Regions from separate parts of the Homo sapiens genome. Here region 2 is linked to region 1. A link is an interaction called in ENCODE POLR2A ChIA-PET data of the cell type or tissue named here. Cell type or tissue: PC-3. All regions are shown on one strand.

Region 1 (2,500 bases):
TTAAGTGGCCCAAAACCCACGACACTGCCATCTTTCAGGCCCATTTCACTTAACAACAGAACACATGCAGCTCTAGAGCTTGGTACCCTTTCCACTTGATAGCTGCACATTCATTAGTCAATAGGTCAACAGTAACTTTCCAACAGTGGACACTTTTATACATTTTTTTAAAGGACAGGAATAATAATGAAAGAAATAAAATAAAGCTCCACAGAAAACCAAAGGTCTTTTCCTATCCCATTCTATCCAACAACAACAAAAAAAATAAAATAAAAAAATAGTAACCTGGAGAAAAACTCTATTATTTAAAAGTCCTATGTCAGTATTTTATAAGAAGCAAATGTATATTTGGAAAGAGTGAACTTGTTCCAGAACTAAAACAAGGCTCTACCAGGAAGCTCTGTCAAAATAACGCAAACTATTTTCTCCAGTGGCAAAACTTTTAGCCCAAAGAGCTAGAACTAGCTACCAAGAGTTAAAAGACTTGCTCTCCAATCCTGGTCCCTCTGTTAACTCACTGTATAGCCACAGACAAATGACTGTTTCCCTCAACAATACTGCTATAGTTTGGATATTTGACCAAACCTCATGATGACATTTAATCCTCAATGGTGGAGGTGGAGCCTAATGGGAGGTGTTTGGGTTATGGGAGAGGATTCCTCACCAATGGTTTGGTGTTATCTTTCCTGGTGGTAATGAGTGAGAGCTCGCTCACTCTGTGAGTTCCTGCAAGAGATTCTCCAAGAGCTGGTTGTTTAAAAAGAGCCTGGCACCTTCCCCATTTCTTGTTTCCTTTCACAAAGTGATCTGCAGGCCGGGCGCGGTGGCTCATGCCTATAATCTCAGGACTTTAGCAGGCCAAGGCGGGCGGATCACCTGAGGTCAGGAGTTTGAGACCAGCCTGACCAATATGATGAAACCCTGTCTCTACTAAAAATACAAAAATTAGCCAGGTGTGGTGGAACGCACCTGTAATCCCAGCTACCTGGGAGACTGAGACGGGAGAATCGCTTGAACCCAGGAGGCAGAGGTTGCAGTGAGCCGAGATAGTGCCATTGCACTCCAGCCTGGGCAACAAGAGCAAAACTCTGTCTCCAAAAAAAAAAACCAAAGTGATCTGCACATGCAGGTTCCCTTCACCTTCCACCATGAGTGAAGCCACCTGAGGCCCTCACCAGAAGATGCTGGTGCCATGCTTTTGGTACAGTCTGCAGACCTGTGAGCCAAACTAACTTCTTTATAAATTACCCAGCCTCAACTATTCCTTTATAGCAACACAGACTAAGGACAAATACCAAAAACAAAGCCAATCAATCCCTGTGAAGGTCAGGACAATGGGTAGAAGTATAAGTGGGTCAGATTACGAAGCACTGGATATACCTAAAGAATATTAAATAACATATGATCATGGCCGGACGCAGTGACTCACGCTTGTAAGCCTGGCATTTTGGGAGCCCAAGGGGGATGTGGATCACTTGAGGTCAGGAGTTCAAGACCAGCCTGGCCAACATGGCGAAACCCCGTCTCTACTAAAAATACAAAAATGAGTCGGACATGGTGGTGGGCGCCTGTAATCGCAGCTACTCAGGAGGCTGATGCAGGACAATCACTTGAGCCCAGGAGGTGGAGGTTGCAGTGAGCCGAGATCGCACCACTGCACTCCAGCCTGGGTGACAAAGTGAGACTCTCTCTCAAAATAAATAAATAAATGCATAAATAAATAACATATGATCAAATCCTCAAAAGAAATCAGGCACCTATTTGAACATGGCATTCTACTGGCTACTATACAAAGTGAGTTGCCTAGCAAAGCCCATGTCTTCCTGGAAGCAGCTTGGGCACACAACCCAACCAGTCAGACATGAAGGATGTTCAGACCACTGGATAAATAGCAAATAACTCATATCCAGCCTCCGTGCATAACCCTGTATGTTTTGCCTACCACCGAGGACCACACTTAAATAGGTTGTGCAAACCAAAGCAAACTGCTCATGGAGGAAATATAAGAAATGACTGTACAGTACAAGAGTATTACTGACTATTTAACCCAGAGGTACTTTTTAAGGAGAAGGGAAAAGAACAATGAGAGAATGGAAAAACAAATTTAGAACTATACGTTACCATTAACTGTTTCTGGCATAAAAATCTCTTTTGATTGCATTTTAGTGGGGATTCACACTCCAGATGCACCAAATTTAGCTTCAGCATCAGTATTTGACCAACATCAGACAGTCGGCTTTGGCCTTTAAAAACTAAATAAGGAATGCTAACTTCAAAAACACTTTTGGCAGCCCTGAACCTGTAACTGATGAGTATGGGATGACAGAGGTCACCATTGCATCTAATCAGGGTTAAAGGCAATCATACACAAGCCAGGTCCTTCAGATTTATTTTGGTATGTAAACGTTTGCTTTCAAATATTTGTAAGCATTCTAGATGGAACAGAGTGAAATGCCCCTTATGTGCTTAAAAATGTAAATTTTGGCTGGGCGCGGTGGCT
Region 2 (2,500 bases), 220 kb after region 1:
ACATCCAGGCAGGTTAGAGGTGAGTGTGCTTCTCCCCTTGTCAATCCTGGTGAGCCCAGGACTTACAATACAAGGGGCAGCGGCTTTGCCCTGAGTGTCAGGGCACAACCATGATGGCTGGGACCAGCTGCTGGTATCCTTCATGTCCTTTAATAGGCTCCAGGATGACGCCTGAGCCAAAGGCCCTACCTCCTGTGGCCTTGGTTAGAGACACCGAAGGCCAGCTGTGTCTTCCCCAGCAGAGACAAAGGTGTGCGCATGGGCATAGGTGAGGGGCGTGTGTGTATGCACATCCTATAATTTCAACTGAAAAATCTTGCTGGTCCAGGGAAGTCATTGTTCTTCAACTTTTTGAGCTGAGATCAGGTAACCTGCTGGCTCCTCTGCCTGCTCCCTTGCTGACATCTGTGGAAGGAGCCACACTGGCACTTCAATATTGTCACTTCAAGGTGGGCTCCTAATATGGCGGGGTGCACTTCTTGGTGTCCCGGTAACAGTGGCTGGGCCAGGTCTGACTGGATATTCCTTGCTGGTCTTTTGCCCACCGGGACCTTCCTAGTCCTAGTTCCACTGAGGTGACATCACCAACACAACTTCTCCCCCAACAAAACCTCAGGAACCTAATTCCCTAACTGCCTTTTTCTTGCCAAACTTTCAGAGGTTGGCAGGTTGTCATGGCGACCAGAAAGGACACAGAGGAGGAGCAGGTAGTCCCAAGCGAGGAGGACGAAGCCAACGTGAGGGCGGTGCAGGCCCACTACCTCCGAAGCCCCTCCCCTAGCCAGTAAGTGACCACTTATCTCCCACCCTCACAGCCCCAGCTGGGAGGGGCTGGGGACAGGTTGGGCCATTAGCTCCAGGGAGCCTGCAGCCATCACCTCGGTTCACTCATTTAACAAATATTATTGAGTACTTGTATGTGTCCTACTTTCTGGAGGAGGTAAATATGCAAATAGACTGATTGCAATGTGGCAGGTGTGTGCTAGATATTAATATGACCAGGATCTAGTATGTGGTGGACTAGACAATAGGGAAGGGAACAACTGGACTTGGAAGGTCATAGGAGGCTTGGCTGGAAGAGATGATGATGGACCCGAACCTCAGAGGATGAGTAGGAATTTGGCCCTGCTTGATTCAGTAGGACTGGGGCTGGATATGGGGATGACAGGCCGTAGACTATAAGAAAAGGGATGAGGAGAGGAGAAGCCCATGGAAGCATTCCCTAGCACTAAAATAATTTTTTATCCATAATCAAGCTGTGTCTTTTAAACTGGGACATGTGCATGCCTGGGGCAAGTGGCAAGATGCCAAGAGGCATGAGGCATCTTCCTGGAGAGTCCTCTTTTTACCACAAGTAATTTGAAACTTTCTTTTACATTAAAATCATCGACGTTATGTTATCATGTAGAATGAAAAAAATGTGCATAACATTTTAAGACAAACCACGAGACGTTAAAGAAATGTCGTGCTTAATTGCCTGCTAAAACAATACTGTGTGTGCCTGTCCATTTTCTTCTGTCATAAATCATAACAGGAGACCTGACTTTTAATCACATCTCTGTCACCAAATTGGTGTGAAGAATAACTGAAGTGATTGAGCCTTTAGTTGGAAGCGCCTAACTAAAACATCTGAAATTAACTTCCCCTCTAAGAATTTATCATTCTGCTTGATTTCACTTTTCTCTGATGCTCTTGGGATCTTGCTGGCTCCTGCTTCCTGTGTCAAAAGGCTTCCCCAGTGGAGTAAGACAGGAATGAGGGCAGGTGCTCAGCACTCATGGGCCAGGGCACTTCGCCCAAATGGAGCTTAGAGACTTCTCCTTTAAAATTCAGCATTATGTTGGGAGGCCGAGGTGGGAGGATCATGAGGTCAGGAGATCAAGCCCAGCCTGGCCAATATAGTGAAACCCCATCTCTACTAAAAATACAAAACTTAGCCAGGTGTGGTGGTAGGTGCCTGTAATCTCAGCTACTCAGGAGGCTGAAGCAGGAGAATCACTTGAACCCGGGAGGCGGAGGTTTCAGTGAGCCGAGATCGCGCCACTGAACTTCAGCCTGGGCGACAGAGCGAGACTCCATCTCAAAAAAAAAGAAAAGAAAATTCAGCATTATGGTCCCACTTAGGAAAACTCTCAGGATTGAGAGATTTAACATAGGTCCTCCTCTCTTGTATACCCCCGAATAAGGCAGAGGTCGCTTCGTGTGTGGTTGGGATAGGTGACAGTTTCGTGTATTGCTAAGAGTAATGCTAGCTATTATATCTAAAGGACATTTCTTTCTTGCTCAAATAAGTTCCAAAACAGGTACCTGAGCAGTGATTCAAGAACTAAGACTCCTTCTGTCTTGAAGGTTCACCACTTTAAAGCATGGCTTCTAAAGTCACAATGCTCATCAGTATTAACATAAAATGGAGACAAGCACGGATAATTTCCCAGGAGGTTTTATGGTCCAGATGTGAAAATGGTCACTTCATTTTCACTCATATTCTATCGTCTAGAAC

Evidence for each region. ChIA-PET counts read pairs that join two places held together with the same protein. Peaks named below come from ENCODE experiments on the same cell type or tissue, not always from the same donor. Only the 100,000 strongest peaks of a DNase experiment are listed, where the experiment ranks them.
Region 2: POLR2A ChIA-PET joins it to region 1 with 5 read pairs; 2 of 35 experiments call an interaction of 5 or more read pairs at or near these places.

Annotation. Positions count from the first base shown.
Region 1 is chr1:166,871,578-166,874,077 of GRCh38, forward strand. The region is part of intron 1 of TADA1 (transcriptional adaptor 1); the gene reads right to left. Among named protein-coding and RNA genes, the nearest start is that of TADA1, 3.4 kb to the right of the region's middle. In PC-3, no CTCF peak of the experiment used is centred here; no DNase peak of the experiment used is centred here.
Region 2 is chr1:167,094,176-167,096,675 of GRCh38, forward strand. It overlaps STYXL2 (serine/threonine/tyrosine interacting like 2), which reads left to right. Exons shown (of 6, transcript NM_001080426.3): 1 at 1-19; 2 at 659-784. The coding sequence starts at 675. Among named protein-coding and RNA genes, the nearest start is that of STYXL2, 1.4 kb to the left of the region's middle. In PC-3, no CTCF peak of the experiment used is centred here; a DNase peak (open chromatin) is centred at 1,296; H3K4me3 peaks cover 385 bases; H3K27ac peaks cover 749 bases.